3 separate regions of the Homo sapiens genome follow, and all the other regions are linked to region 2. A link is a contact called in ENCODE Hi-C or POLR2A ChIA-PET data. All regions are on one chromosome and are shown on one strand. Each heading gives the region's core, a stretch centred on a gene start or an enhancer-like site at or near the end of the contact. The rest is flanking DNA. Distances are from core to core; before and after follow the strand shown. Region 1 holds the start of GGCT (gamma-glutamylcyclotransferase). Region 2 holds the start of LSM5 (LSM5 homolog, U6 small nuclear RNA and mRNA degradation associated). Region 3 overlaps LOC105375220 (a long non-coding RNA gene).

The links. A loop is a pair of places that touch in the nucleus more often than their neighbours do. ChIA-PET counts read pairs that join two places held with the same protein, here RNA polymerase II (POLR2A). Pooled maps may share reads with other maps.
Region 1: a loop to region 2 is called in a pooled map, with 8 times the contacts of the local background. The contact joins the promoter of GGCT here to the promoter of LSM5 in region 2. A Hi-C loop is called at or near these places in 1 of 37 single-sample maps with no recorded cell type and 9 of 50 pooled maps. POLR2A ChIA-PET finds 5 or more read pairs at or near these places in 1 of 52 experiments (activated CD4-positive, alpha-beta T cell).
Region 3: a loop to region 2 is called in a map with no recorded cell type, with 8 times the contacts of the local background. The contact joins the enhancer-like site here to the promoter of LSM5 in region 2. A Hi-C loop is called at or near these places in 1 of 168 maps with a recorded cell type or tissue (naive thymus-derived CD4-positive, alpha-beta T cell), 1 of 37 single-sample maps with no recorded cell type and 6 of 50 pooled maps.

The regions. Positions count from the first base shown.
Region 1 is chr7:30,503,459-30,506,158 of GRCh38, forward strand. It overlaps GGCT (gamma-glutamylcyclotransferase), which reads right to left and starts at 1,371. Exons shown (of 4, transcript NM_024051.4): 1 at 1,111-1,371. The coding sequence starts at 1,251. RefSeq lists enhancers at 579-1,458, 1,107-1,316, 1,459-2,337, 1,757-1,846 and a silencer at 777-956.
Region 2 is chr7:32,489,080-32,491,779 of GRCh38, forward strand. It overlaps LSM5 (LSM5 homolog, U6 small nuclear RNA and mRNA degradation associated), which reads right to left and starts at 1,301. Exons shown (of 5, transcript NM_012322.3): 1 at 1,241-1,301; 2 at 170-265. The coding sequence starts at 1,286. RefSeq lists an enhancer at 1,204-1,253.
Region 3 is chr7:30,737,059-30,739,758 of GRCh38, forward strand. The region is part of intron 1 of LOC105375220 (a long non-coding RNA gene); the gene reads left to right. Among named protein-coding and RNA genes, the nearest start is that of INMT, 14 kb to the right of the region's middle. Within about 2 kb of position 1,318, at least 2 of the 41 ENCODE cell types and tissues checked have a DNase peak (open chromatin) inside an H3K27ac peak, as active enhancers do.

The sequences.
Region 1 (2,700 bases), core at 121-2,620, 2.0 Mb before region 2:
ATCGGGACATTCTGGGGCTTTCAATTAGAAGCTAGTGCCCAAGACAGCAGGGACTCCAGAGAGGCTGACACATTTGGGTTTCAGGAACTGCAGGGATGTACAGAGGCAGGCAGTGTCCAGGGCAGGGGGTGGTGGACAATACAGCATCCACGTTTACCAAGTTCAGCAGTGGCGTGGAAGAGGCTCCGTGGGCTGGTTCTGTTGTGTGATGCCCACTGTATTACAGTTGCTGTGCCTCCCTTTATGCTTGTCCGTTTTGTCAGCTTTGTACTCCTGCCTTCCTGGTCATTCTGTGAGCTCTCCAATAGCCTTTCAACACATTCTTTTTTTTTTTTTTTTTTTTTTTTTTGCTTAAATCAGCCAGTTTCTGTTGCTTGCAACTAAGAACTCACGATGTTAGCAGAGATCATGTTTGTCTCATTCGACGCTGTCAAAAAGGTTTTGAACATAATCTATTGCACCTCTGTCCTACAGACTGAGAGTTCCTCGAAACAGCCACTTTACTCAATCATGTTTATACCCTTAGTGTTAAGTGCCGGAAGAATATGTACTAAATGAATGAATGGACTGGGCTGAAGAGCAATGATTTACCAACACTGGTTATAGTTCATGCAGCCCCTTGACCTAACTGAACACAGCATTATTACAAATAAGACATGGTCCCAGCTTTCAGGACCTCTTAGATGAGGAGCGAAAGGCAGGTAAACGGATTTTCACAATGCCAGGTGAGAAGTGCTGTAACAAAGGTTATGTACAGAACAGAAGGCAACCAATTCCCAGACACGGGTCAGAGAAGACTCTCCAGAAGTACCAACTGTATGCAATCTGTTAAGTTAGTGGACGAGAGGCCAAATCGGTGCAGACCGAGCAGCCGGTGCAAAGGCCAGGAGGGGGAAAGCTCCAGGCAGCCCGAGAGGGCACCGTGGCCCGGGCAGGGCCGGGCAGTGGGCGCAGCGGAGGAGGTGGACCCGCCCAGGAGGCGGAAGCCGCGTCCTAGTACCCTCATCAAGAAGAACTGCATTCCTGGCCCGATCGGCCACGTGTGCCCCCGAGGAAGCGCCTTCTGGGCATCCCGGCCCCGGCGTGGGTAGCGCGGGAGGGGGCACTCACCTGCAGGCGGGCCACACAGAAGAACGCCGCCGAGGGGTTTCGGAGGTGGATCCTCTCTGTCAGCAGGTTGCTGCCGTAGGCAAAGTACAGAAAACTCTCCTCATCTGGACCCGTGACGTCCTTGCAGCCCGAGTTGGCCATATCCCACTACGCCCCTGCACTGGAGCCTGAAGCAGAGTGTAAGGAACGGCCAGAGAGCGCAACACTGGGGCCCACTACCCCGGCGCAGTGACCGCCGCGCGGCAGCCTCAGGGTTAGGGGACTGGCGGGAAGCGTGGGCCGGTCGAGTCAGGAGCGAGCGCTCTCCTGATTGGCTGCCGGTCCCCACCGACCTGAGTCGCCCCCTTTGATTGGCCATCCCCACGGCCTTCCCTCCGCCTTCCGCCGAGACTCAGAAATAGTCTGTCCTGAAGCAATCCGGCGCTGGCTCCTCATTGGACACGACCTACTGATGTCCCGCCCCTCCTTGCTCAAGGCTTCCTCTGATTGAGGGGTGGACAGGCACTCCTCACAGGCGGGTCGGGTCCCATGGACACTGGCTGAAGGTCGTGGCGCGTGACTGGTTTCTTCGCTCTGGGGTGCTTGTGTGTGGTTCTTTGGTACTTTCTGTGCCTTAGGAAGTTCTGGTCAGATCTGAGGCGAAACAGCGGCCCAGGCGACTCCATCAACGGCTCCCTCATCCGGCAGCTCGCCGGGTCCTGCCTTCCTGGCCTAGAGGAGTCGGGCAGGACGGGTCCGTTCACCCTTTCTGCTGGTTCCGGCACCCCCAGCACTGGTCATCAATCTGACCCCTTTCCACGGACCCGTCGCCTGCTGGAGCGGCCCCTCTGAATGCTTGGGACTCCCTTCCCTGTTACATGGAAGTTACATGCCTGGGCTTAAATCCCGACGCTGCCATTTACTAGCCAAGTAACTTTGGGCACCTCTGGTCTCCGTTTCCTCTTTTTAAAAATCGGGATCATAATATAAGTTAGGGTCACAGTAGAAACCCCTATATTGTGTTTTGGTTACCCCCTCCCACACACACACACATCCTGGGTGTATTTTTTAAAACCTATATTGTTAACTTTTGAATGAACATAAGGGCATAGGAACATTGTCTATCCTTGACACCCAGCTATTAATCTCTAAATACCACCCCCCACTAAAAGGTACCAAGTGATCCTTCGAGAAATGACTGATGCCAGGTCAGGAGCTAGGAGTGAATGAGGACAACTTGGAACATCTTGTGTCAGAAGCTCAGGACGCCTCTCAAGACGAACGAGGTCCTTCTAAAAGGACATGGGAACCAGCCTGAAGTTGCCCACTGGCCAAAATTAGAACAATTTGAGAATCAAAAATAACAATGACTGCAAACTGAAAAATGATTGGAAACTTTAAACATAAAAAAGCCATTCCCCCCAAAGAGTAATCCAAATTAAAAAAAAAACTATAACTTCATTTGCCACACTATTGGTGGTGACTATTACACCAACTTTACTCTGCAAAGTGATAATTTAAGAAAACAAACAGGTATTCCGCCTTTCTAGTAGCAGCTGTATTTCGGGGTAACTGAAATACAGCTGATGACGAGCATCAGTTGATGAGGAA
Region 2 (2,700 bases), core at 51-2,550:
TTGATAGGAACTTTACCGTCTTTCAATACATACCTCTTAAAACATTATCATAAGTTCCCTGAGAATGAACTGATTTTTATTATAATAATCACAAATATACTGATTGTCTATAGTTCTTATGTTATTACTTAAGAAAAACCTATACCACCACCACCTTTTAAAAGGATACTGACAAAGTCATCAAATCCTAGAAGAGTACCAACAATTTCCTTATCACTCTTCATCACGATGTGAATTCTTGATCCTATACATTTGTCCACAAGCTCTGAGGAGGGAAAAAATATTATTTTACCATTCATTATTTCAACAAATATTTGAGTGCCTACTGGCACTCTTACTTGCATATAGTGAAAGAAAAACCAGGAAAAACATTCATTCAATAACTTTAGGTCTTATAATACAAATCTCAGTTCAAGCACAGCATCTGGCACATAATGAGCCTTCCAAAAGAGTCTGTGGCATGAAGGAATGAAAACTTTTCAATCACGGCCACGACCACTAGTTCAATCACTCTTCACCAACTACAAAAATATAAGAGGAGATAGGTATAATTATATTCACCGGAAACTCTCCGGTCACTGCTTCCCTTTCCCAACTCTGTCTATCCTCTGTGCTCTGACGGTAGCTTGAACATCTCTTTAGCTAGCCTAGCATTATGTGGCATGATGTCTACTTGTCCAGTGTTCTCTCCTCCACTGGCTTGTGTGCTATTTGAAGGCAATGGCTATGGTTTATCATTGAAAAATGCCCAGGCACGGTATCTAGTGTATAGATACTCAGTTACTACTTATTGAATGAATAAATAACAAACAGAGCTGGTTTCCAGATTCCTCATTTAAGGCTCATTCCGGACCAGGGTGTTAGTGTCACTAACCAACCACATACATAACATGGTCTATCTAATCTGGGGATCGTAAACGCCAGGCTGAGAAGTAGGCCTACTACCTATAACACTGCAGAGGCGGGCTCACAACAAAGTAGGCCGACGACGCGTTCACTAAATGTGGACCTTTTCCAGTGAAGGTCTGGTTTGAGAAGTCAAAGTCCTTGCCTGGAGGAGCCCGACCACGTTAAAGAGCAGGTGCGGCCTGCTGTCGCGAAGACTTGGAGCTCAGAGTCGAACCGCATTTGGTCTTATACATTTCCCCACACTCGGCCAGGGCCTGCCTCGGAACAGCCCCTCGGCCCCCAATCCTGAATGTCAGCTCCCTGTTCCTGCTCCCCAAAGGACGGCGATTACCTAAGGGCAGCAGCTGCGACGGGTTGGTAGTAGCGTTAGCCGCCATGGCTACGCCGGAAGTGGCCTGCCTTCATTGATGGTGGGACGACTTTGAAAAGCGCGCTTCCGCTTTTTCCGCAGCCCAAACAGGCTCGACCAATCTGAGGCCGAGCGCACGATCTAGTCAGCTGCGTGGGTCGCGTTCACTGGCTTTTTTCCCCGGCAAGTGAGATCCGGTGAAATATTTCCTGCCCACTGGACATTTTACCATCTCGGCAGATACCCATAATGCCCTTGAAGTTTTGGAGAGACGTTGAAGATATTTTGCCTTGTGAATAAATTGTTCCTGTAACGTTTGAGTCTTCTTCCCCCGTAAAGTTGCATTTCCTCTCAAGCCAGAATCTTCAAACCAGTATAAATCAATTCGTATTTCCTGCCATCAATTAACTGTTACAATTTTCGTTACAACTACTCATTAAGGAATCTATTGTTTCTTTTTAAAGTCCAGTGGATTGAAAATCTGCAACTAGCATTTTTTAAAATTTTTCTTTAGTGAGGATTTAAGATATGTTTTTTAAACTTTTTACTACTTTAATTCATCGTTCTTATCTTTTTATGTCTGGTAGTCTTATTTATTATAGGCTTTTAAATTCAGTTTCTTCAACAATTCTTGTCTCACAGGCAACCACCAGATGTCACTCTAAATTATTCCAGAAGTGTAAAATCATGCTTTCCACTTCTGTGTTGAAAACAGCAAAGTATCGGCCCTAGTCTGTTTTATATTTGTATCCTAGGAACTTAAACCTGAACAGTCTAGGTCAGGCGCAGTGGTAACGACTGTAATCCCAGCACTTTGGAAGGCCGAGGCGGGCGGATCACCTGAGGTCAGGAGTTCGAGACCAGCCTGGCCAACATGGGTGAAACCCCGTCTCTACTAAAAATACAAAAATTAGCTGGGCGTGGTGGCGTGCGCCTGTAGTCCCAGCTACTCGGGAGGCAGAGGCAGGAGAACTGCTTGAACCCGAGAGGCAGCGGTTGCAGTGAGCCTAGATCATGCAACTGCACTCCAGCCTGAACAACAAGAGCGAAACTCCATCTCAAAAAAAAAAAAAAAAAAAGCTAAACAATAAACATGAGCGGCCACAAAGAACGTCATTCATTCATACAACAAATGGTCATTAAGCACCCATCATTCCTTCATAGACTGAGTTCCTCAAGGCTGAGAATTATGGGAAGCAGTAGTTTACGTGATTAAATTTCTTCATTTTGAATTAAATGACTTTGGTTCAAATTCCATGGTCAGTTATTTGACAATGGGCAAGTTATTTTAACTTTTTAAGTCTCAATATACCCATTGGAAAAAATGGGGACAACAGTATCTACTCATAAGATTAATGTGAAGATTAATTGAGATAATCTATGAAAAGTGGTCAGCATAGGACCTGGCACATAGCCCTTTTAAACATGAGCTGTTATTACTT
Region 3 (2,700 bases), core at 68-2,567, 1.8 Mb before region 2:
AAAGCGCTTATTTTTTAATAGACTTTGTTTTTTAGAGCAGTTTTAGGTTCACAGCAACACTGAGTGGAAAGTTCAGAGATTCCTCATATGTTCCCTGTCCCCACCCCCAACTATTCACATCCCCCACCAGAGTGGTACATTTGTTATAATCAATTAACCTATGTTGACACATCATTATGACCCAAACTCCATTGTCTACACTAGGGTCCACTCTTGGTGTTGTTCATTCTATGGGTTTGGACAAATGTATAATGTCACATATCCACCATTGTGGTGTCATATAGGATAGTTTCACTAACCTAAAAATAAAAATCCTCTGTGCTCCACCTGATCATTCCTCCTTCCCCCAAACCCCTGGTAACTACTAATCTTTTACTGTCTCCATAGTTCTACCTTTTCCAGAATGTCATATAGTTGGAATCATAGAGTAAGCAGCCTTTTCAGATCAACTTCTTTCAATTAAGAAAGTTTGTTTCCTCTGTGTCTTTTCATGGCTTGATAGCTCATCGTTTTTTTAAGTCCTGAAAAATAACCCATTGTCTGGATGCACTATAGTTATGCATTTATCTGGGCAGTCCCAGATATCCTGGTTGCTTCCAGGTTGTATCAATTCATAAATACAGATGCTATAGACATTTGTGCATGAATTTTTGTGTGGACATGAGTTTTCAACTTCTTTGGGTAAATACCAAGAAGGAAGAGAGGGGACAAGCTCCAGTGTGTAAGCACTTTTCAAACCTCTGCTTGCATCACTTTTGCTAATGGCCAAAACAAGTCATGTGGTCAAGTCCAGATTAGGAACAGGGAGATGGTGGAGAGAAATAGCTCTACCTCCTAATGGAAGAAGAGGCAAAGTCATATTGCAAAGACTTGTGCCCACTGGAAAGGGAAGAATCTGTGGTCGTTTTTGCAATCGATCCCATTCTGGTACATGCTTGCTTTTTGAAGTCTTGATGTTCTGCTTAAAGCATCAAGTTGTTACATCATGGCCCATTTGCGATATAAAGAATAAAACAAAGCTATTGGACTAGATGGCTTCAGAAACTGCTTAGTTCAAAAGGTGAAGTTTGCAGCAGCAGAAGTCTATAATAAGTTTCACATATTCAATTTATTTATTCAACATGTACCATGTGCTAGGCACTAGACACAACCACAAACAAGGGAGAGCAGTTTCCTGCCTCAGAATTTCTATGTCACTGAGAGACAGAAAATAGAATAACATGTGAGATGAAGGAAATAAATGGGTGATGTGATAGTGAATGGAGAAAGAGAGGGGGAAACATCTACTCTATGTGGTAAGAGTAGGGATAGGTACCTTTTGAGCTGAGATGTGGAATATGAGGAGGGAGCCAGGAATGGAGGCTGCTAAAAAGGACCTCCCTTCTCTTCTGCTTTCTCTTTCCCTTCTTGTTTCCTGTCATCATCTCTCTATTTCTAGATCAGTGCTTCTCAGACTTTAATGTATGTATGAATCACCTGGAGAGCTTGTTAAAATGCAGATCAGATTCAGCAGGTCTGGGCTGGGACCCGAGATGCTGCATTTCTAATAAGTTCCCTGGTGATGCTGCTGCTGCTGCTCCTTGGACCACCCTTTACACAGCAAGAACCTGGAGGTGGGGTAGGTGCTGAGGCGAGATAATAGAACCAGAATCAGGGCAGTGGCGGGGCGATGAGGGCCACTAGGTGGATTTGAGAGCTGTTTAGGAGGTAATGTCAAGGCCTGGGGAAGCTGGTGGTGCAGACCAACGGTGACAGAGGAAGAGGCTAGGGTGGCAGTCATGTGTCTGGCATGGATAAGGGTTGCACAGGAGTGTCCTTGCTGGGCTGGGGAGAGGGGAGGAGAAGCAAGGCTGGGGGACCAGGAGATGGGCAGTGTGCCTTTGGACCTGCTCAGTTTGAGGGTCCTCGGGCTAGGCCAGTAGAGGCAGCTGGATACTGTAGTGGTGGGGAGAGGACAGCAAGTAGGTCTGAAATACAGAGCTGCTCTATAGATGAACTTCTAGAAGGAGTGAGTGATTCTTGGATGCTCCCAATGACATATCAATAGAGGCAGCACAGATGGCTCCGTCATGGTTCAGAAGACCTTTTCGAATCATTCAGGAGCCTAGGCCCTGAAGGATCTAGGACATCAGGGATCATCGGTCTACACTCAGACACCTTATCATACAGTCCTGCTTTACTAACAGTGTGAAGCCTGGGCTGGGGGTAGGTGGAAAGGAAGTACTTTGTGCTCTGTTCCCTTGGTACCCAGAATGGGTCTTGGATCAGCAACATCAGCATCCCTAGGGACATTTCAGAAATGCAAATTATTTGCCCCCCTCAGATCTGCAGATTCAGAATCTGCATTTTGACAGACTCCCAAGTAATTCGTGAGCTCAGTACAGTTTGAGAAGCACCAGCCCAGGCCAGCAGTTCTCAATCTTCCATACATTTGAATCACCAGGGGAGCTTTACAAGGTGCTGATGCCTGGGTGGCATCTCCAAGAATTTCTGATCTAATTGGTCTGGGGTAAGGCCAAGGATTCAGGACTTTTACAGCTGCCTAGGTAAGTCTAATGCATATCCAGGGTGAAAACCCCTGCCCTGGCACCACCCAACCTTTGACTGACTACAGCTGGCGATATTGAAGGTGAATGACATTGTAGAAGTAACTTTGCATCTTTGGGCCTCAAGTTGGAAACCTGCAACCCCTCTAACTAC